3 separate regions of the Homo sapiens genome follow, and regions 1 and 2 are each linked to region 3. The links are chromatin loops, found by intact Hi-C in ENCODE. Cell type or tissue: PC-9. All regions are shown on one strand.

Region 1 (8,000 bases), 61 kb after region 3:
GAACTCCTGACCAACTTCAGGTGATCCTTATGCCTTGGCCTCCCAAAGTGCCAGGATTACAGGCATGAGCCACCATGCCCGGCCTCCATTTCAGTTTAAAACCTCAAATGGAACACCATTGGAATGAGAGAAAGTGAGGGGAAAGAAGAGAAAAGGACAGAAGAAAGTGGAGAGGAAATCAAGTTGTATGTCCTTTGCTTGTGTATAGTGCTTGGGAATCTCTTCCTTTTGTATACCCATCTTCACTTAAGGCTCCAAATATGAAAACACGAAACACTTATTTTAGAATTCAGTCCTTACTTAAGCCGAGTATAACCCATACTCCCCAGTCTCCTTCTGTTAAATTACTTAGCCATCACCCTCTTTGGTTTCACCATAGTAGATCACAGAGCAAGGACTGGAAGGCCCATTCTGAGGTATCCACTTTGCATCTGAGCCAGTGTGAGAGTGGGTCCTCTCCATAGGGACGGACTCTTGTTAACAAAGATTGATAATAAAGCCACATTGTCAGTTTATTAACTTACAATGAAAAATACACTTTGACATTTGGTTAGTAGTATATTTGCCCTTTCTAGGCAAGTGGTTCATGACATTGGCTGCACATTGGGGTCACTTGGTGTATTAGTCTGTTTTCACACTGCTGATAAGGACATACCTGAGACTGGGCATTTACAAAAGGAAGAGGTTTAATGGACTTGCAGTTCCACATGGCTGGGGAAGCCTCACAATCATGGCAGAGGGCAAGGAGGAGCAACTCACATCTTATGTGGATGGTGGCAGACAAGAGAAGAGGGCTTGTGCAGAGAATCTCCCCCTTATAAAACCATCAGATCTCATAAGACTTATTCTCTATCATGAGAACACCACAGGAAAGACCTGCCACCATGATTCAATTACCTCCCACCAGGTCCCTCCCACAACACGTGGGAATTCAAGATGAGATTTGGGTGGGGCCACAGCCAAACCATATCACTTGGGGAGCTTGATCAACTTCCAATTCCTAGGCTTGATCCTGGAACAGTGAAATGAGGATCTCCAAGGATGGGGCCCAGGTATCAATGTTATTTTAAAGCTTCCCAGGTGATCTCAGTGTGAATGCAAGGTTGTGAACCACTGCTTCTGGAATACCTGCACCATGAGAAGGTATAATAAATGGTGTGTGTAGAATCAGAAGGCAATTCATTTGTAAATTCAGTACACTTCTATTGAGAGCCTGCAAAGTTGATTGTTGGTAGGCTGGAAAGAAGTAATTAAATTGTAATCAAATGCACATGGAGTTAGATTTCATCATTTAGTCCACAAATATTTATAAATATTATGTGCTAGGTGCTGGGATAAACATAAGTCAATACAGTTTGGTGGTTATCAAAATGGGCTTTAGAATGAAAGAACCAACTGATGTCCTGGCTCCACTGTTTACTAGTATGTGACTTAATTTCTCTAAGCTTGAATTTCTCTGCTGGTAAAATGGGGTTGCTAACAATAATGCCTACTTCAGAGGCTTGCTTAAGAATTATGTCAAATGATGCAGTGTTTCCCAAATTTCAAGATTTGTTCTAAAGCTATACCCATGTACAACCTGTACTACTGTTTACTTAATATTTCCTTTACTGGCTCATTTTTTCTTCTTAAATATTTCCTTTGGTCTCACTCCAAGTGGTATCATCTATAAAATACTTGGTTGGATGGGCTAGCTATAGTTTTTCTAACATATAGTAAAATATATAATTTAACAAATAAGTGACTTTTTTTGCCACTTGAAAGTGTTGCTCATACCAGTTGTGGGGACACATCTTTGGGAAACAGGGAATATCTGGGATATTTGCCTCTGAGCCAGCGTGAGAGTGGCTCCTTTCCATAGGGGTGGATGCTAATAATAGTGCCTACTTCAGGGGCTATTGAAGGCTTGCACCTAGAAACCTAGAAAGCACTCAGCCAATGATAATTATTCTTTTTTTTTTTTACCGAGTCTCACTGTCTCACCCAGGCTGGAGTGCAGTGGCAAGTGAGATCTCAGCTCACTGCAACCTCCGCCTCCCAGGTTCGAGTGATTCTCCTGCTTTACCCTCCTGAGTAGCTGGGATTACAGGCACCTGCCACCTCGCCAGGCTAATTTGTATTTTTAGTAGAGATGGGGTTTTACCACATTGGCCAGTCTGGTCTCAAATTTCTGACCTCAAGTGATCCACCAATCTTGGCCTCCCAAAGTGTTGGGATTACAGGCATGAGCCATTGGGTCTGGCCAGTTATTTTCTTTATATAGAAGTTTCTGGGCTGGGCGCAGTTGCTCACACCTGTAATCCCAGCACTTTGGGAGGTCGGGGCAGGATGATTGCTTGAGTACAGGAATTTGAGATCAGCTTGGGTAGCATAGGGAGACCCCATCTCTACAAAAAAAAAAACCCAAAAAAACAAAAAAACAGCCAGGCATGGTGGTACATTCTTGTGGTCCCAGCTACTGGAAGGGCTGAGGTGGGATGATCACTTGAGCCTGGAGAGGTGGAAGCTGCAGTAAGCCGTGATTGTGCCACTGAACTCCAGCTTGGGTGACGGAGTGAGATTCTGTCTAAGAAAAAAGAAAAAAAAAGAGGTGCTTGATAAATAGTAGCTATCCATTATTGGCCCCGGGAACAAGAAGTAAGTTATGTTTGGGGAAGGAAAAAAGAACAAATGTGTATTAAGCAAGCCTGTAGCTCTAATTATGTGCTGGTGTGCGTGTGTGTGTGTGTGTGTGTGAGAGAGAGAACACATCTCCAGTTCTGTCTACTGTAGAATTAGGAGAGTACAAAAAGGACTTTACATATATAAATAGAACATACACACACACACATGCGTGCACACATATACACACAATTTAATCATTATGAAACCACATCCATATTGTTGCTACCTAGGTTAAGAAATAGATCACAGCAGCACCCCAACACCCTGAAAGGCCTCCATCCCAACCCCAGGTAACTACTATTCTGGCTGTTGCTTTCTTTATGGTTTTGTCATTACTTTAAACAATGACAAAAACTGCAATGATTTGCATCAACCTAATACATCCCTCCTTAAACAATGTTGCTTTGTTTTGTCCTGTTTTGGAACTTATAAGAATGGAATCATAATGGAATCATATGTTATTTTCTTGCTTCCTTCATTAGGCCTTGTTTTGAGACTCATTATGTCATTGTGGTTAGTTGCAGTTTATTCTTTTTCATTGCTTGTGAAAACACTGCAATATACAATTTTGTCTTTTCTACTGCTGATGGACATTTATATCACTTCCAGTTTTTTGCGAACACTATTTTGTATTCTTATACACATCTCTTGGTGTACATAAGTAGGAGTTTCTCGCCGGCGTGGTGGCTCAGGGCCTGTAATCTCAGCACTTTGGGAGGCCGAGGTGGGCAGATCACTCGAGGTCAGGAGTTCAAGACCAGCCTGGACAACACGGTGAAACCCCATCTCTACTAAAAATACAAACAATTGGGCATGGTGGCATGCACCTGTAATCCCAGTTACTTGGGAGGATGAGACAAGAGAATAGCTTGAACCTGGGAGGTGGAGGTTGCAGTGAGGCGAGATCGTGCCATTGCACTCCAGCCTGGGAGACAGAGCAAGACTCCATCTCAAAATAAATAAATAAATAGGAGTTTTTCTTAGGTAGAGAAACTACACCTAGCAATAGTCATAGAATGCACAAATCTTCAATGTTAGCAAATAATGCCAAACTTTTTTTTCAAATTTCAAAGAGATTGTATCCATTTACACGCCTACGGGTACTGTATAAGTGTGTGTACTTCCACATCTTCGCAAACACTGTCACATCCTTTTGTTGTTGTTGTTCTCGAATTTGAGTGTTATTCTTTCTCACTGTGACTTTATTTTTCATATTTTCTGATTATGAACGAGGTTGACAACTTTCACACATTTGTTGGTCATCTGGATTTCCTTTTTGGTGAAGTGCCTGTTTAAGTATCTCGTCTATAATTTATTTTAAAGTGTCCTTTCAGACAGTCTCAATGACTGTCACCAACTCCTTGCAGGGCAGTCAGCCCGGAGATAGAGTAATCAAGGTAGGTTGAAGTCAAGCTCAAAACATTCGCTGCCTCAGCTGTAGCAGAGGACCACTGGGCTTCCCCAGGTAACAAGTACTTCTACCTTAGCCACATGAGAGAGAAAGAAGACCAGGCAGAGCAGCCTGGCTGCCTTCCTCCTTGCAGGTGGCCGAGAGCAGGGGACAGCGCCCTGGCGACCTCCTCAGGGATCCTAGATTAACAGTCGCGTCCTCAAACGCAGCATCCTGCGTAACCGCCAATTTCAAACTTCCAAGACCTGCCCTGCTGATTTTGCCCTTCCCTTTTTCCCGTTGGTCGCGAGTCAAAGGAAGATGCAATTTGATTGGCTCTCCCCTTCACTTTCCTCCATGCCTTTAGGGACATGGGCGGGGCCTGGCTGAGACGCCCATGTCTATCATAGGAGCGGAGACGCTGATTGGTCCAAACACGGCTGAGACCCGCCCGCGCCGTTCCTCGGGTTCAAACGCGGCGGCGGGAGGCGCGGGGCGGAACAGATCGCAGACCTGGGGGTTCGCAGAGCGTGAGTCTGATCCCCCAGACCCAATTCTACCGCACCCGGCTCTGCAAGGCCAGGGGAGGGCCGCCTCCACCCATACAAGTCCCGGGTTTCCCTCCCGCCCCGGGGAGGGCGGCGATTCCACCCCCAGGGCTGCGGGAGGCCTGGAGGGTCTTCCGGGGCTAGCTGTGCGCGCGCCCACCTTCCTTGGGAGCCGAGGGGTCAGCCGAGTGGTGCTGGGGCAGGAGGCTTGCTCCTCCCCTAAACCAGGCGGAGTGCTTTGTCTCTTCAGCTCTGCCTCCTGTCAGCACTAACTGCATTATTCTGCCCAGTGTAGTCGGCCGGTTCCTTATTATCTGCGTGAACTTAGCCATTTACTTAACCTCTCTGTTTCAGCGTATTCATACCCCGTGCCCACCCCATCACCTCATGATGCCCCCGCCTCTTTCGCTCTGCTCCAGTCCGTCTGGCCTCGCTGTTGCTGGAGAGGCCAGGTCCTGCCTCAGTGCTTTTGGCTTGGCTGTTTCGTTTGCCACGGATGTCTTTCTTTCCCCAGATATCAACATGGCTTGCTGGTCATTCGCTTCAGGTCTTCAAGTCTTGGGTCAAATGGTGGCTTCTCAGTGAAGTCTTATTTGACCACACTAAAAATTGCACCATCTCACCCCCATTGTCCTTTTCTTGCTCGATTTTGTTTTTACCCCATAGCACTTAACACCTTACAACAAGCTATATATTTTGCTTATTTCAGTCATTCATTTAATAACTATTCGCACCTATTTGTGTGCCAGGCTATGTGTGCCCCCACTGCATGGGGGCAAACATCTCTGCCCTTGTGGAGCTTCCATTCTAAGGGGGGAGATAATAAACACATTTATAAGTAAGAGAGTATGTCAGATAAGTGTATCATCTCCTGTCACAGTGAGTTAAAATCTGGTGTTTAATCTCCATGATTAGACTGAGCTTCCTAAAACTGGAGTGGTAGCTGATTTTCACCTCCTTGTCCCTGATATCTTGAGGGAGATCAGGATCTCTCAGGCCCTTCCTGCTCAAAACATAGGACACACTTGACTTTTCTGATATCCTTTCAGCGCCAGTGGGGAGATGTTGAAGTTCAAATATGGAGCGCGGAATCCTTTGGATGCTGGTGCTGCTGAACCCATTGCCAGCCGGGCCTCCAGGCTGAATCTGTTCTTCCAGGTAACAGCCTACCCTGCCAACTTTGCTCACCTGTGTGTGTCCTTGGAATCTCCTTGTCACTCACCTTTGCTTTTATTTATTTGTTTATTTATTTAGAGTCTCAGTCTCTCAGGCTGGAGTACAGTGGTGCAATCTCAGCTCACTGCAACCTCCGCCTCCTGGGTTCAAGCGATTCTCCTGCCTCAGCCTCCAGAGTAGCTGGGACTACAGCCGCCTGCCACCACACCCGGCTAAATTTTGTATTTTTCTTTTTAGTAGAGACGGGGTTTCACCATGTTGGCCAGGCTAGGGTCGAACTCCTGACCTCAAGTGATCCACCTGCCTTGGCCTCCTAAAGTGCTGGGATTACAGGCATGAACCGTGCCCAGCTTGCTTTTATTATAGGACCAGGGATAATATTTTAGGGGAAATTCTGTTTTGTTTTGTTTGAAACAAGGTCTTCTGTCGACTCTAGGCCTGTGCCACCATGCCTGGCTAATTTTTTAATTTTTTGTAGGGATGGGGTCTCACTGTGTTGCCCAGGCTGATATAGAACACCTGACTTCAAGTGAGCCTCTTGCCTTGGCCTCCCAAAGCACTGGGGTTATAGGTGTGAGCCACTGCACCTGGCCCTCTATTTAGAGTTTTATATGCACTGATTCTTTTGGAAAAAAGACACTGTGCAGAAGTAGATAGCTGAACTTGCCTTAGAAGGGAGATCTTTTCATATTTCTCACACTTTACACTTCTGTACTAAAGTTTATTCATTCATTGATTGATTGGTTGCTTGCAAGACAGGGTCTTGCTCTGTGGCTCAGGCTGGAGTGCATTGGCACAATCACGGCTTACTGCAGCCTTGACCTCCTGGGCTCAAACGATCCTCCCACTTCAGCTTCCTGAGTAGCTGGGACCACAGGTGTGTGCCACCATACCTGGCTAATTTTTGTATTTTTTGTAGAGATGAGGTTTCACCATGTTGCCCAGGCAGGTCTCGAATTCCTGGGCTCAAGTGATCTACTTGTCACAGCTTCTGCAAGTGTTGGGCTTACAGGCATAAGCCCCTGTACCAGGGCAAGTTTGTCCTTTTATTGAAGAAAGAAAAATAAATGAACAAAGATGCTTTTTAAAACTACAATTTCTGTGGGTATAATCCTATTCATTTTCATTGCAGGGATGTTTATTTTTTAAGATTTTTTTTTTTTTTTTTTGAGACAGAGTCTTCGCTGTCGCCCAGGCTGGAGTGCAGTGGCGCGATCTCGGCTCACTGCAGGCTCTGCCCCCCGGGGTTCACGCCATTCTCCTGCCTCAGCCTCCCACGTAGCTGGGACTACAGGCGCCCGTCACCTCGCCCGGCTAATTTTTTGTATTTTTAGTAGAGACGGGGTTTCACTGTGTTAGTCAGGATGGTATTTTTTAAGATTTTAAAAAAAGTTTTGATGAATACCACACCTGTTTAACCCTCATTCCTCTCAAGATACACATTTCTGTCACCCCAGATGCGTTAAAACTTAATATCATAAGATTACTTCCAAATAGATTTTTAATTCTTTTGTTTCTGATGTATGTGGAACACTGGTGAAGTAGAAATCCTTGTTTGATTTATGTATTCGTAAGTCAGGGGGACAATAGAGACCATGAAGATTTAGAATTGAATCCCAGTCCCAGCACTAGTTAGCTGCATTACTTTGGGTGAGTCAGTTACCTTTTCTGAGTCCATTTGCTATTCTTTAAAATAGGTTGTAGCCTGTAATGCCAGTATTTTCGGAGGCTGAGGCGGGCGGATTACTTGAGGTCACGGGTTCGAGACCAGCCTGGACAACGTGGTGAAACCCTGTCTCTACTAAAAATATAGAAAATTAGCTGGGCATGGTGGTCGCATGTACCTGTAATCCCAGCTACTTGAAAAGCTGAAGCAGGAGAATCATTTGAACCCGGGAGGCGGAGGTTGTCGTGAGCCGAGATGGTGCACTGCACTCCAGCCTGGGCGACAGAGTGGGTAAGACTCCATCTCAAAACAAAACAAAACAAAAGAAAACAAAAAAAATAACATAGAGGTTGTAGTACCTAATCCACAGGGTTGTTGTGAGGATTAGATGAGATATTCGATTTAAAGCACTTAGCACCTTGCCTGGCTCTTAGTAAACTCCTTATAAAAAATGGTAATTATTGTTAATACTCAGCATAGAATAGTATTAGTTATAATATTAATACTAAATTTGTTTCCTTAATAGTAATTATATTTGGGAAGGTAGTTATGTAGG
Region 2 (8,000 bases), 130 kb after region 3:
CTGGCTCTTATTCATCTCCCATTTCTGCAATCCATGGTGATGATTAAAAGTCTTAGGAGTTTTACGAGGCTCAGTATTTTTTTTTTTTAATATGCTAGTTCTTCATGAATACATTGGGTACTCTGAAGCATATCATTTCCTGGGTTTCCTGAAGTGGTATGTTGCGTGGAATGGCACATTAGGTCTAAATAATTATCCCCTATGTAAGGTTCTTGTTTTTCATTCATTCTCTTAAAAAATAGATATTAAACATTAAATAAGGACAGCCAGGTATTGTTTGAGGTGTTAGTGGGCTATGCTAAAAAATCAAAGGTGGGAATGAGGCAGCTGGAGCTCAAAGGAGCATGTTAGAAGGAGTCCCAAGAGGACAAATCCATTTGGTTCTTCTTTCCTTGTTTTTTTTCGAATATTTTTGAGGATGATAATTTTTTTCCCCTCAAAAGCTTTTAATGAATGTTAGGATTAAAAAAGAGAGAGAGAGAATTTATAGAAGAGAAATTAACTATAGCTCCTAAAATAGCTCTTTGTTTCTGAAAGCCTTGATTCTGCTATCTATTTTATAACTGAAACAAAAACAAAAACAAAAACAAAAAACAACCTCAAGAAGTTACTTGTATAGCCTCTGCCACTAAGGAGACTGTGTTCTGATGTTACCTCAAACAGGCTGATTTATTAAAATATTTAAAAATATATATGGAAATATTTTTTTCTATTTTTTTTTTTAGTGGCTTTTCCCAGTGAACAATAGGTCTTACTATATGATTTCTTATTTGTCATTAGTGAATGTGGTGGGTATGTGGCAGCTGGGGGAGCTGATGATTTCATAATACTGTATCAGAAATGATTAGTGTAGGTACTTATTAACATATTTCTCAGACAGAACAATCTTGACTTTTAAAACCTCTTCATTTAATTCAAACATCAAGTACCCTGTTTGTGGCCTGTGTTATGTTAGGTGCTCTCTTTACAAGACCTATTTTCTTGCTATTTAATTATATATTTGCTTAGCAAATATTTACTCTGCACCTACTAGGTACCTGGCACTGTGCTGTGTACTGAGGTGCCATGTGTACCTCCATCAACATAGACTCAAGATCAATATGATTTCAGTGAACTAAAAATACCTTTATTGAAGCAAAAAAAAATCACATTTTGTAAGGATCAAAAAAGAGACATTTTATATAAGGTACAAGAAATAGAAGAATTATATCCCCAAGATATATGTGATAACATACTTGTTAGTTTTTGGACGTGACCAGATTTTACACAATCCTTAAAAAATGCAGCAACCAGATTTTAAAGTAGTTCTCTAATCTCTCTTTCTGTGCCCCATTAGATGTATATTGGATCTTCTCATTCTGTCTTTGTCTTTTGACCTCTCATGTTTTCCGTCTCTTTGTCTCTGTGTGTTGCATTGTACACAAATGCTTCTTGAACTGTGGTGTGCACATGAATCACCTGGGGACCTTGTTACAACGTAGGTTCTGATTCCATGGGTATGGGGCAGGGCCTGAGATTCTTAGAGAATTAAATTCTAACCAGCTCCTGAGTGGTGGTGATAATGCCAGTGTGTAGACCATAGCTTAAGTATCAAGGTTCTATGTGATTCCCTCAGATCTAACTGCTAGTTCACTAAGTTTCTCTTCAGCTGTATCTAGTCTGCTATTTAACATATTCAGTGAATTTTTAACCTTAAATTCAAGAACAAGACTTTTTATTTATGGAAGTTCAGTTTGGTTCCTTTCAAATGTACCTGGTTCTTTTTCAAAGTGTCATGTTCTTTGATAAGAATTTCTACTAATTTACCTTGATAATAAAAATTTGTTTCATGGCTCATTTTAGATTGTTCTTTTATCTGCAGTTTTTGGAGGGCTAATTCTCCCATTTCTTGTATCTGTTGTTGCACCCGTAAGGTGTAGTTGTTGATTTTTACTTTTTAATTGTGAATTTATTTCTGGTAGGGATTGGAAGGAGGTTGTTGGGGTGGGGGTGGGGTGGGGAGAAAATCCTGTGTGCCCTGGGTTGCAAAAACACCCCTACAAGTTGTTCTCCACTTGCATCTGCCAGTGCTCCAAGGGCTCAGTGATCCTGGACCAGTAGTCATGTTAATTTCTTGAATTGTAACAGGATACTGTAAATGTGGACACTCTACCTGAGGTTACTGCTTCTTTCTATCTGCTTTATTTCCTTCCCACTGAAGGGCCCTGGACAAGGGTAAACATCTCATCACTTTCTGGGTGGCAGAATATTTCCAGTTCCCCCACTTCTTTTTGGCTTAAGGCTGTGGCTTTTTCCTCTGCCTGAATGTGGCCCTAAGAAGCCCTTCTTTTCAAACTTTCCTGTTGTACTTGACCGACTAGCTGTCTAGAGGTTTATATCCCTAGCTTTTAATCTTTGCTGTGAATATCTTACCTGTTACCAGCTAGTATATTTCACATTGACTTCTCTTTCCTTTTTTTTTTTTTTTTTTTTTTTTGAGATGGTGTTTCGCTCTTGTTCCCCAGGCTGGAGTGCAGTGGCACGATCTTGGCTCACTGCAACCTCCACCTCCCAGGTTCAAGCGATTCTCTTGCCTCAGCCTCCCAAGTAGCTGGGACTACAGGCATGCACCATCACATCTGGCTAATTTTTTTGTATTTTTAATAGAGATGGGGTTTTACCATGTTGGCCAGGCTGGCCTTGAACTCCTGACCTCAGGTGATCCACCTGCCTCGCCCTCCCAAGGTGCTGGGATTACAGGCATGAGCCACTGTGCCTGGCCTACTTCTTCTTCCTTTTAACTTGAAGATTATCTGCCCCTTTTTCTAATCTTAACCGCATTAAGCTGGCTTTGAGCATGGCAAGAGTTTTATAGATGAATCTTATTTTATAGTACAGGATTTCAAAATCATAATTATTTCACTGAGGGTGGCTTTTACTCTCCATTAATTATACTTCTCACTCAGAAATGGAATTCTATTTTGGTCTCCTAAAGATAAATTAGTATATAGTGGAAAGGAATTATAAAGTTCTGCTAGGAATTAAATGATATGATTAACACAAACATCCACATGGATGTGTCTCTGCCCTGTGCAGGAAAGATGAACATTCAGTACAGATTCTGCTCTATGTCACTAGCTTTCAAGACCTGCAGGTTCTCTCCTAAGCATGCAATTCCTGTGAGCAGTAGCAATAATAGCAGGTCATATTTGTGGAGTGATTACTGTATGCTAAGAACTGTGGTAAACACTTTTATATGGATTATTTTATTTAAACCTCCTAATAGTCCATTGAAATAGATATTGCCATGTTGAAAACTGAGGTTCAGAGAGGTTAAGTGACTTACCCAGTGTCACAGAACTAGTAAGTGGTGGAGCTGGGATTTGAACTGAGATTCCAGAACAATTGCCATTAACCACTTTGCTTCCATATTAGTATCATCTGCAAATCTCTCTCCATAAATTTCCTCAGTCTTTATCTGAGTTTCCTTATTTCAGGAAGGAAAACTTCTGTTTTTGATCCTTATGAAATACAATTTCCATTAAAACTTTTTTTTTTGCTATTAAAAAAGGTACCGGATAATTGAAACCAGATTGGATTTGAGCCTGTGTTGATGGAAGTACACATGGGATGTGGGCTGAAGTGTTCAATCTAATTTTTCTTTCCATCAGCTAATTTTTAAAGTATTAAGCAAGTAGATTCTGACACTAACAGGGAAGATTTAAATTCTCTTGAGAGACTGGAGGTGTTAAATAATTTTCTGGTAGTGCACATTTTACATCTTAAATCTTCCTCACTCTCCCACCTCATCTCAATGTACCTGAAGCTCTGGGAATGTTCTTTTGTACTTCTCAGGAACAGCCAGACCTCTGGCTTCATCTCCTCTCCCCTCCACATCCCTTTCCTGCTCCAATTACTTCCCAGCGCCACTTGGATGTTGTTGTCATCGGGGAACTTTGGAAACAGCCAGATTTTTTTGGAGTCTGTAAGCAGAAAACAGACTGCTTGCTGCTCATATCTGGCACCCAGCTTTGTCCAGAAAACGAGGAGTTAAAAAGAAGTCTGGGCTGTGAAGGGCTGTGACAACTGTCCTAGGGGGAGCTCTAGCGAGCCCTGGCGGGCAGTGACTCATGCTGCTCTGTCACTGGGATCAGCACTGGCCCCTGGCAGGCAGGCGGCAGCCAGGTGGGGTTCCAGCCAGAGCACGCACGCACGGAGCCGGGAGCATGCAGCCTGCACTGCGGGGGATGTGATGCTCGGCTCTAACTCGCCTGGCTGGCCCGCCACGGACGCCTCAGCTTGCAACCATGGTAACGTTTCTGGCGGGGGACACCCCCGGGAGCCCACCGCGATGGGCAGCCTCCTGGTGACTGATGGACGAGTGTCCACCTCCCAGACCGAGAGCGCTTAGTAGGTCGGAGGAAGTGGAGAGGATGTAACACGCCCCCAGCCGGGAGTGAAGCCCTGAGGAGGTAGGAGCCGCATATGTCCATCCGTGCATTCCCACCGTCAGCGCGCAGGGGTGCTGTAGATCACCGGTAGGAACTTTATTTGGCTGGTGCTTCATTATGCTGATTAAACTGCAGTGGATTTGATGGGCATGATTGCGCTGGGGAAGATGCATAATGAACTAAAAAAAAAAAAAAGTGGTTAATAAGATCTCGGAGTCGACTTGTCCGGGTATGAATGAAGTAGACTGCAGTGGTATCCTAACAGGAGTTCCAGAACCTCACACATCCCTTTTCCTGGTCCTTCCTCTTATCCCGGTTAATCCACGAAATGTAGAAGTTCCATCTTATTTCAACGATTAGTGCTAATCATTAATAATTTAGACCTGTCTGGAGGAGGGAATCCATAGGTTTAGGTCTCCTAGCATCCTGGCACTAGCCAGCAGCTGCTCTGTAGGAGCCTTCTGGAAACAGCAGGAAGGAGCGGCTTCCCCACGAGTTCCCCAAGTGCTTTCGTTGGCCCAAGTGCTTTCGTTGGCCCAAGTGACCTGTTTGAGTTTGCTCTTCAGTTTACCCCAGGCGGGAAGGCAGCCTGTCTGCGGGTTGGTGGCCATGTTGGCAGAGAAGGGGTTAATCTCTTGTTGCTGTAGGAGCCGAGGTTGCGAGCTAGATTGAAAGCAGGCGCTGCAGTGCCATCGCCAGCGCCGAAGGAGTAAGACGATCTTCTCCGCAACAGTGTTGAATCCGGCTGAAATTTTTTTTCCTCCCCGCCTCCTTTCTTGTTTTTCTTTAACCAGCTCCTCCCCCCTTCGTTCCCACCCTCAAGTCTGACGATGACACCTCCAATTTTGATGAACCAGAGAAGAATTCGTGGGTTTCATCCTCTCCGTGCCAGCTGAGCCCCTCAGGCTTCTCGGGTGAAGAACTGCCGTTTGTGGGGTTTTCGTACAGCAAGGCACTGGGGATTCTTGGTAGATCTGAGTAAGTGAAAATTTGACTTTCTAAAGGGACCTGCATTGATGCAAGGCTTTTGGAGCCAAAGGTGGTGGTGGGGGGGTGGGGGAATAGGTGGGGGGAGTGCAGTGGAGGGAAGCTGCTAGTCACCTGCATTGGGAAAGCAGTCTACCTGTTAGGGCTTTGCGGGGGTAGCCTGTTAATATTCTCATTTTGCAGTGTGTAAGGTACCTGTTCCTGTCTGTGGTATGATAATTGTCAATTGGGTACTTTGGGTTAGTTTTCCAATCTTTGGTCTTCTTTAAAGGGGAGAGAGTGGGAGATTTCCAGCAGTGCAGATCCCCGGTCAAAGGAGAAATGTGCAGGAGTTAAGATGAGCTGCCCATCTATCTAACCATCTATGTATCTGTCTCTCAAGTGGGTGGATGGGGGTTGCTATCTTGGCTGTATAAAGAATCCTAAAAACCTTGTCTCATAAGCTAGAGGTTTCCTGATGGGTTTAACTGAGCTGCAAGTGGCTGAACCAGAGCTCTAACAGAGAGATGGTGCTCGGCTCCTCTCCAAGTATGCTGCAAGATCAGGGATCTGGCAGCTGAGCCTCTCTGAGCTGGTGGAGCGCTGGCAGCCAGAGAAAGCCCCGTTACTGTGAGCCACCAGGAGGGAGTGTGATGTAGCCGAGTCATTGATTCACAGAAACTGGGCTTCATAGGGGGAAAAAAAACCAGGAGACTAGAAAATGGAAATATAAATATCACTGTAAACCTCTTGATCTGGTAGGTCTTTCTCCATTCTCATAAAAGCTATTGAAAAATGCATTAACAGAGCACTTGGAATTAGAGGGTCGAGGCTTCCAGGAGCCTCCTGGAATTTCTGTAAAATGCAGTAGCTTCTGTGGATGTGGGAGGTCAGTATCTTGCCTCATTCTCTCATGATACAATGACATTCTGTTTTCAGAGGAGTGAGTTCCCCAGAAGATCTTGGACTGATGGTGTTATTTGCCAGCCACCCTGGTCCCTGCACTTTCAGGTTCTCAGAGGGTAATGTTGGGTTAGTTGCTGCCCACTTAGGAGACGAGCAGAATTTGATATTCTTCTTGGCAGCATCTTTCCCTCTTTGTGGTATTTGTAGCTTAGATATCGATTTATAGGGATGTTATGTTGGTTCCTGGATGGTGTCTCCCTATGGGTGCTATTTTGACAGTAACGTTCCTGAAAAGATTTCAGAGTGTTGTGGGGAATTGGGCATTTGATACGAAATAAGGTTGTGGGCTGTGATTGAATGTGAGGGAGGTTTTTATGTTGCAAGATGTTGAAGTGGTCTTTCTTGATCCCCTCTCTGGGGGCTGGGTTTCAAATTCAGGTTGGATTTTGGTAGTGTTAGATGTGCCTCTCTGTCTGATTTGCTCCACAACCCCAAAGCAATCTGGATGGTGGTGGGAGAGGCAGAGTGCTAACTAGCTGTTGAATGTGCCATCAGATGGGTTTGAAACGGCTCAGCAGGATTGGGAGGTTTTGCCATTGGCATCAAAGAGCAGGGCAGAAGCGGAGGCCTGATGTTGAAGGATGCATGGTTAGTGGGCAGTATAACCTTGACACACGCAGCACACTGAAGGTCACACGTCGTACTGGAAGGACGTGTGGAGAGTTCTAGTTCTGGTTAGCAGTGGGCTGGCTGGGTCAGAATGCAAGCTTGCTTGGGTGTTGGTCAGTGATCTGAAAGACGAGGGAGGATTCGAGGGAGTTAGATTTCAGGGGAAAAGGCAGAATGATATGGGAGATCTTAGGCATTGCAATTAATCTGAAGCAGTGTGTGATTAATTGCTTATTTTTCAGGAAGACTTGAACGACATCTTTCTGTTTCTCACAGAAAGCTCAGTTTAGGGAGCTCTCTGACAGGGACATCTCAGTATTAAGGCTGAGGCACTCGATAAATATTTGTTGATTTAATTTACCTATGATCCTTTCCTCCAGAAGTGTTTATATTGCTTATTGTATTTGAAGATGTGCTATCTCACCTCTGGTAGTTTAAACTATATCCTTAGAGCACAAAACGAGCTGCTGTTCCTGACCCAACAGAATGTTTAATAAGATTCTTATTTCAAAAAAGGTCCATGCAAATAAAACTGTGTATTTCTTATTTGGACGATGGCATCAGAGTATTCCTATCATTGGGGAACTTTAACGTTTTTTCAAAGCTTGGCAACGGGGTTGGAATCAGAAAGATTTTCTTTCATCTTGCGTCTTGTTATGTGTTATTGCTATTGGACTTGGCTACTCTGCTGTAGGCAGCCCTGTGGGTGATACCTACAAGCATCATTTTAGAAATTCATCCACCTGTTGGATGTAGATGACCCTGGACATATCAGATTGTGATTAATTAGAAATCTAATAAAAGAGAGGCAGTGATGAAATTACTTAGCAGCTCCTGCAGTTTTATTGACAAAATTTACTTGGAGAGAGGGGGAGACATTTTCTGGGGGTACCACCTTTGCTGCCAGCGACCCTGTGTTTCTTCCTGAGTTTCTTTTTCTTTTCTCACCGTTTTCAGCATCACAGGTTTTTATTTACACACATTGATTACCTGTGCTGTTACTCATTCTTCACACCACTGAGGAAATTG
Region 3 (8,000 bases):
TGACTTTCCTGGCTGGGTGTGGTGGCTCACACCTGTAATCCCAGCACTTTGGAAGGCCAAGGTGGTTGGATCACTTGAGGTGAGGAGTTCGAGACCAGCCTGGCCAACATGGGCGAAACCCTGTCTCTACTAAAAATACAAAATTAGCCGCACGTGGTGGTGAGTGCCTGTAATCCCAGCTACTCGGAGGCTGAGATAGGAGAATTGCTTGTATCTGGCATGCGGAGGTTGCAGTGAGCCGAGATCGCACCACTGCACTCTAGCCTGGGTGACAGAGCGAGACTCCATCTCAAAAAACGAAACAAAACAAAACAAAACAGAACAGAACAAAACAAAACAGACTTTCCTTGCCCAGTCAACAGATGCAGGCTACCTCGGGAAGGGCATGGCCTTGGGCTGGGCAGGGCTGTACAGCTGAGGCTGACCTTGAAGGAGGTGACAGCTGCAGTCTGTCTACTGACTGCACTCCCTGCAGTCCCTGGACAGCAAGTCCTCCCTTGAGGGGGCATGTGGGTGGCCCAGCTCTGTGGCCAGCACAGGGATCACGTGGCAGTTGCCCACAGTAACAGCTAGCTTGATAACACACTTTTTTGAGACAGAGTTTCGCTCTTGTTGCCCAGGTTGGAGTGCAATGGTGCGATCTCAGCTCACCGCAACCTCTGCCTCCCGGGTTCAAGTGATTCTCCTGCCTTAGCCTCCTGAGTAGCTGGGATTACAGGCATGTGCCACCACACCCGGCTAATTTTTTTTATTTTTAGTAGAGACAGTGTTTCTCTATGTTGGTCAGGCTGGTCTTGAACTCCTGACCTCAGGTGATCTGCCCGACTCGGCCTACCAAAGTGCTGGGACTACAGGCATGAGCCACACTCTTATTGGCTGCCTTTCTTTCCTTATCTTATTTTCCTACTCCCCTACAAGGTGCTTCCTTCACTTCCCAAATAAACTAACCCAAATCCTTGTCTCAGGATCTGCTTCTGGGGGAGCTAAAACCAAGACATATCCAACTTGCCTTCAGAATCATGTTCCTAGGGGCAGGGCTGTTGGTTTCTGGTTTTGTAAATTTACTTTTCCTGAGTTGCATAGACTTAGGGTAACTTAAGTCCTGTTTTTTCTCAACACAATTCCTGTTTAATATGTGGCCTTGGTGTTCCATTCCCTAGATGTTCCCTTTTGTCTTAAGAGTATCCTGGTTTGGCTGGGCACGGTGGCTCATGCCTGTCATCCTATCACTTTGGGACGCTGAGGTGGGCGGATTGCTTGAGCTCAGGAGTTCAAGACTAGCACGGGCAACATGGTAAAACCCTATCCCTACAAAAAATACAAAAAAATTAGCCAGGCATGGTGGTGCACGCCTATGGTCCCAGCTACTTGGGAGGCTGAGGCAGGAGGATTGCTTGAGCCCAGGGGATCGAGGCTGCAGTAAGCCAAGATCATACCACTGCACTCCAGCCTGGGCAACATAGCAAGATGCTGTCTCAAAAAAAAAAAAAAAAAAGTATCCTGGTCTGGATGACACATTTTTTTCCCCCTTTCTTTCCACAGGTGTCGATGGATGACACTGTTTTTTTTTTTTTAGACAGAGTTTTTGCTCTTGTTGCCCAGCCTGGAGTGCAGTGGGGCAATCTCGGCTGACGGCAACCTCTGCCTCCTGGGTTCAAGCAATTCTCCTGCCTCAGCCTCCCAAGTAGTTGGGATTACAGGGACCTGCCACCACTCCTGGCTAATTTTTCTATTTTTAGTAGAGACGGGGTTTCACCATGTTGGCCAGGCTGGTCTTGAACTCCTGACCTCAGGTGATCCATCTGCCTCAGCCTCCCAAAGTGGTGGGATTACAGGCGTGAGCCACTGAGTCCGGCCCCGATGACACATTTTATAATCATCCTACAACTGTTTGAAGTGAGTGATCCTTGGTCAGATACATGGACAAGGAAAAGTGGTTAGTTTTGATTTGAATGCCATCAACTCATTGTTTACTTTGGGTGAATCATCCCATTGTAGAGCTGGAAGCAGCTTTTGGAACTGGCTATTCCATGGACTCTCCACCTTGTTTTCTGTTACGCTGCACATGGTCAGGCATTCATATGCATAACACTCCCAGGGGAAGTCTTAATATGCCAGCTGTAACTCTGCTCCTTTTTCTCCCGGTAGGGAAAGCATATTAAATGCTGGCAAGAATTAGGTTGGTATAGGGATAATGTATTATTTAAAAATATATGAATCATCCTCCAGCTAATGGTACTTTAACCATTACCATCAGATCACTCATGGCACAGGTCATGACCGATCGAATTTGAGAACAGCTGATCTCTTCTCAAATCCTTGAATTACATGAAAAAAATCGTCTAGCCTCATGGTGTCTTCATTTTCTCACCTGGAAATGGGGATGGTAAAATCTCCTTCTCTGTCTGGTTGGGATGTGGCAGAAGGCAAATGAGATAATGATTGTGAAAGCCTGGGGAAGTATAAAACCTTAAAGGAATGGAGGCGGTGTGGTGGCCACGAGGCAGCTGCATCTACTGAGTTTGCAAGCGTCACACCAGGATTTACACAGTAGGCTCGCAGGGGAATTGGATCCATCTAGTTTGCACAGGGATTCTCTCCTCAAGACATTTACAAGTCAAAATTTTACCAGTGCTCCTGGTCATTACATAAATTCTCTACATCTTTGTCAAGATGTGTTAGTCAGCGGCCGAGCGCAGTGGCTCACGGCTGTAATCCCAGCACTTTGGGAGACAGAGGCAGGTGGATCACAAGGTGAAGAGATCGAGACCATCCTGGCCAACATGGTGAAACCCCGTCTCTACTAAAAATACAAAAATTAGCTGGGCGTGGTGGCGCGTGCCTGTAGTCCCAGCTACTCTGGAGGTTGAGGCAGGAGAATTGCTTGAACCCGGGAGGCAGAGATTGCAGTGAGCCAAGATCGCACCACTGTACTCCAGCCTAGCGGCAGAGCAAGACGCCGTCTCAAAAAAAAAAAAAAAAAAAAAAAGATGTGTTAGTCAGAACCCTACAGTTGCAAGATACAGAAATCCAATATACATTAGCTTGAATAAAAAGTGAGAATTGGGGCCAGGTGCAGTGGCTCATGCCTGTGATCCCAGCACTTTGGGAGGCCGAGGGGGAGGATTGCTGGAGGAGTTTGAGACCAACCTGGGCAACGTAGCAAGACCCCACCTCTACAAAATTTTTTTTTAATTAGCTAGGCATGGTGGCATGCACCTGCAATCCTAGCCACTAAGGAAGATAAGGTGGGAGGATCACTTGAGCCCATGAGTTTGGGGCTGCAGTGAGCCATGATCGTGCCACTTCACTCCATCCTGGGTGACAGAGTGAGACCCTGTCTATTAACAAAAAGAGGAGGGGGGGTATTTATTGGCTCACAAGAGGAAACTATGGGAATGTCCCGGTTGGAGCTAGCCACAGATGGCCAAACTCCAGACTTGAACATCACAAGGATTTTCTGTGCCACTTACCCATCCTGCTGTCTGTATACTGGTTTCATTTTCCTTAGAACAACTTCTTTCTTAGGTGGGGGCATGGCTCTTTGATGCTGGGCTTCCATACTTACAGCCTTGTGACCAGGGAGAAAAGATACCCTTTTCTCTGACCCTGGCCCCTCAGTCAGTTAACCTGACCCCTCAGGTTAAACTAGAAGAACTCTAGAGAAGCACTCTGATAGGCTCATCTTTGAACCAATCACTGCAGTCTAAGCCAGGTGAGACTGATGCCCACACCTCAAATGAATTATCCAGTTTCTCATGTACGAAGCTACTTCGAGGACTGTTGGCAGCTGGCAGCCATCACATCTGTGTCTATCACTTGGGGAAACTACAGTCTTATATATCATCAAACCTTTATTCCTAATGAATCTATTACACTTCTAGGACTATAAATAATAAATTCTCTCCCATTCCTCCAATGCAAATATTTTGAATATTTTAATGATTGCTTTCCAAAGCCTACTTTCAAAATCACCCGTCCAAGATTTGTGCCAATATATACTCCCACAAACAGATGGTGGTGGGCATCCTTGAATTATAAGCTGTCATTGATCTATACTGGTGGTTCTCAACTGAGGATTTTGCCTCCCCAGGGGACAATGGCAATGACTGCAGACTTTTTTTTTTTTTTGGCAGAATCTCTCTCCGTCGCCCAGGCTGGAGTGCAATGGTGCAATCTCGGCTCACTGCAACCTCCAACTCCTGGGTTCAAGCAATTCTTATGCCTCAGTCTCCTAAGTAGCTGGGATTATAGGTGTGCACCACCATGCCCAGCTCTTTTTTTTTTTTTTTTTTCAGACAGAGTCTCACTCTGTCACCCAGGCTGGAGTGCAGTGGTGCGACCTCACCTCACTGCAACCTCTGCCTCTCGGGTTCCAGTGATTCTTCTGCCTCAGCCTCCTGAGTAACTGGGATTGCATGCATGCACCATCATGCCCATCTAACTTTTGTATTTTTAGTAGAAATGGGGTTTTGCCATGTTAGCCAGGCTTGTCTTGAACTCCTGGCCTCAAGTGATCCGCCCGCATCAGCCTCCCAAAGTGTTGGGATTACAGGTGTAATCCCAGTTACTTGGGAGGCTGCGACAGGGGAATCGCTTGAATCCAGGAGGTGAAGGTTGCAGTGAGCCAGGATCGGGCTACTGCATTCCAGCCTGGGTGACAGAGCGAGACTCCATCTCAAAAAAAGAAAATGCCTCATTATTGGTAAAGGAATATAAAAATGTAAGAAAGTATTTATAAGTTGCCTGGTACAGAACTTTGAACCCAGTAGGTGCCACATAATTGTTGGATAGAAGTTTTTCCTGTGAGAACTGCTCCAGTAACAGCCACCAGATGGCAGCAAAGAGCAAGTTTCCCCTCAGAAGTTCCCTCTGGTTAGGCTATGGGGTTTGAAAGGGGGAAGAAAATGGTTGATTTCTTTTCTTTGCATTTTTGTTGTTGTTGTTGTTGTTTGTTTGTTTGTTTTTGAGATACAGTCTCGCTCTGTGGCCCAGGCCGGAGTACAGTGGCACGATCTGGGCTCACTGCAACCTCCGCCTCCTGGGCTCAAGCAATTCTCCTGCCTCAGCCTCCCGAGTAGCTGGGATTACAGGTGTGTGCCACCACGCCCGGCTATTTTGTATTTGTAGTAGGGATGGGTTTTCACCATGTTGGCCAGGCTGGCCTCGAACTCCTGACCTCGAGAGATCCACCCGCCTTGGCCTCCCAAAGTACTGGGATTACAGGCGTAAGCCACTGCACCCGGCCATAAATTTTTTGTAGAGAGGTGGTCTCCCTATGTTGCTCAGGCTGGTCACAAACTCCTGGGCTCAAGTGATTTTCTTGCCTCGGCCTCCCAAAGGGCTGGAATTACAGGCATGAGCCACCATGCCTGGCCCCTCCCTGATTGCTATCAAATTGATTCCCCATCGCTCACTCCTCCCCTCCTCCTCAACACTTTCCTACCTCAAACCCACTCATGTGTGTTTTTTTTTCTTTCTCCCAATTTCTACCATGGGAATGATTTCTTTAAAATGCACTGAGGGGCAAATTGAAAGTGACAACAATCTTTGTGTTCGGAGCCTGAAGTTAATGTGTTCTGGCAATGGGGATTAAACCTGAGAAATTCACAAAACATGTTTCAAGCAAAATGAGTGAAAATGGATGAGGTGATGGGAAAGAATGAAAATATTTAAACAGATTACTTACACCTTAAGTGCCTGTCCCAAGTGGGCCTTCCATCCACCCATCGTCTATTCTGCAAATATTTATTCCTGACTTGGGAATACAGACACAGTCTTAATCCTCATGGAAAAAGGGAAGACAAATATTAGAGAAGTAATTAATTACACATGTGATGTAGGCTAGGATGGGGAGGGGACCAGGACCATGGTGATGTGTAATGGGGTGACCTAATTTTTGGAAAGAGTCAAGACAGGCCTCTCTGGGAAAGTGATGTTTAAGGTGAGACTCAAGTATGAGTAAGAGTTGGCAAAGAAGGAAGGGGAGGGAGTGGGCTAAGCCCTCTAGGCTGAGGGAACAGGGTACTTGAAGGTCCAATGGTTTCCATGTAATTTTAGAGCACTCTGGTTGAGAAAATACATGACTAAAAGCTACCATGATTTAAGGACTCTTCAGATTCCTGTTTTATTTATTATAACATCATCCACACACTTTGAAAAATTCTTGGCTGGGTGCAGTGGCTCATGCATGCAATCATACTTTGGGAGGCCAAGGCTAGAGGACTGCTTGAGCCTAGGAGTTGGAGACCAGCCTGGGCAACATAGCAAGACCTTGTCTCTACTAAAAATAAAAAATTAGCCAGGTGTGATGACATGGTCTTGTAGTCCCAACTACTCGGGAGGCTGAGGTGGGAAGATCATTCATGCCCAGGAGTTTGAGTTTGCAGTGAGCTGTGATCATGCTGCTGTACTCCATGCTGGGCAACAGAGTGAGATCCTTTCTCAAAAAAAAAAAAAAAAAAAAAAGAAAGAAAGAAAAAGAAAAAAGTCTTATGTGGGTGTGCAGGAGGCAACATTTATTCAGTCTATAAATAAATGTGGTGATGGGTTGCATTAATTTCATAGAGTCCTTATGAATCTACAACCCCAGTCCATGGAATACACAGGACACAATCCCTGTCCTTAAGGGGCTGATAGTTTAGTCGGGACAATGGTTGCCCCTCCGTGCACTCCCTTTGTCTTAACACTTCAGGGCATCTCTTATGAAACATTTGCATGTTTGGTCACGTTTTTCTTGGATCTGTCCCTATTCCTCTGATCACTCTCTGTCACCTCATCTCCAACACTCATTAAACTAGAAGTTCCTAATTCAGATCCATGAACCCCCAAAAGGGGACAGTGGGTAGAACTCAGACATCCAGAGCCGGACGCGGTGGCTCACCCCTGTAATCCCAACACTTTTGGAGGCCGAGGCGGGCGGATCACGAGGTCAGGAGATCGAGACCATCTGGAGTTTGCAGTGAGCCAAGATTGCGCCACTGCACTCCAGCCTGGGTGACAGAGCAAGACTCCATCTCAAAAAAATAAAAAAAATAAAAAAAATTCAGACATCCAAAAACGTGGGAAAATCACTTCTCTATTTTCACAATTCTAACTGAAAGACAGCATTTCTCCTTCCATTGTGAATGCAGACAACAAACCACGCCTGTGATTTTTTTTTTTTTTTTTTTTTTGACACAGGGTCTTTCTCTGTTGCCCAGGCTGAAGCGCAGTGGTGTGATCACAGGTCACTGCAGCCTCCACCTCCCGGGCTCAAGTGATCCTCCCACCTCAGCCTCCCAAGTAGCTCAGATCACAAGCACACACTACCACACCCAACTAATGTTTTAACTTTTTGTAGAGTCAGGGGTCTCACCATGTTGCCAGGGCTGGTCTGGAACTCCTGGCAGTGCCTGTGATTTTGTCACCCGTAGAAGTCACAGATATTTGTACACTACATGTACAGCTGCTGCTGATGTCTCAAAATTAATGCTCATAGCTACTTTAAAATCATGGCAGTTTTTAGACTTGCTGCTAGATCTTATTATTTAGTTTGTTAATAGAGACACATATTGCTATAAAATGTGTTTATAGCAATTGTTTATAGCAATATAAAAACCATGTTGCTATATCCCAAGTTGGTTTTGTAAAGTATTTTGATAACTTGTATTTCAATATAATTGGTTCCTTTGTAACCCTGTGTGTTTTCTTTTTGGCATTTAAAGCTGTTATTCTGACCAGGAGTGGGTGCGGTGGCACACGCCTGTAATCCTAGCACTTTGGGAGGGCGAGGTGGGCTGATCATCTGAGATCAAGAGTTTAAGAACAGCCTGGCCAACAGGGTGAAACCCCATCTCTAAAAAAAATACAAAAAATTAGCTGGGCGTCATGGCGTGTACCTGTAATCCCAGCTACTCGGAGGCTGAGGCAGCAGGCTCGATTGAACCCGGAGGTGGAGTGTATTAGTCTGTTTTCATGCTGCTGATAAAGACATACCCGAAACTGGGAAGAAAAAGAGG

What was found. Peaks named below come from ENCODE experiments on the same cell type or tissue, not always from the same donor. Only the 100,000 strongest peaks of a DNase experiment are listed, where the experiment ranks them.
Region 1: a loop joins it to region 3, with 6 times the contacts of the local background. A loop is called at or near these places in 2 of 110 quality-filtered maps.
Region 2: it touches region 3 in a loop (17-fold over the local background); 2 of 110 quality-filtered maps call a loop at or near these places.

Annotation. Positions count from the first base shown.
Region 1 is chr12:119,873,833-119,881,832 of GRCh38, reverse strand. CIT (citron rho-interacting serine/threonine kinase) reads left to right here and starts at 4,513. Exons shown (of 48, transcript NM_001206999.2): 1 at 4,513-4,584; 2 at 5,652-5,760. The coding sequence starts at 5,665. RefSeq lists a silencer at 4,754-4,833 and an enhancer at 5,064-5,123. In PC-9, no CTCF peak of the experiment used is centred here; a DNase peak (open chromatin) is centred at 4,392; H3K4me3 peaks cover 1,769 bases.
Region 2 is chr12:119,800,614-119,808,613 of GRCh38, reverse strand. CIT (citron rho-interacting serine/threonine kinase) reads left to right here. Exons shown (of 48, transcript NM_001206999.2): 10 at 5,225-5,408. Among named protein-coding and RNA genes, the nearest start is that of CIT, 73 kb to the left of the region's middle. RefSeq lists an enhancer at 3,736-4,287. In PC-9, a CTCF peak has its summit at 4,031; no DNase peak of the experiment used is centred here.
Region 3 is chr12:119,935,074-119,943,073 of GRCh38, reverse strand. LOC112268087 (a long non-coding RNA gene) reads right to left here and starts at 3,683. Exons shown (of 4, transcript XR_002957391.2): 1 at 3,474-3,683. In PC-9, a CTCF peak has its summit at 4,780; a DNase peak (open chromatin) is centred at 1,963; H3K27ac peaks cover 399 bases.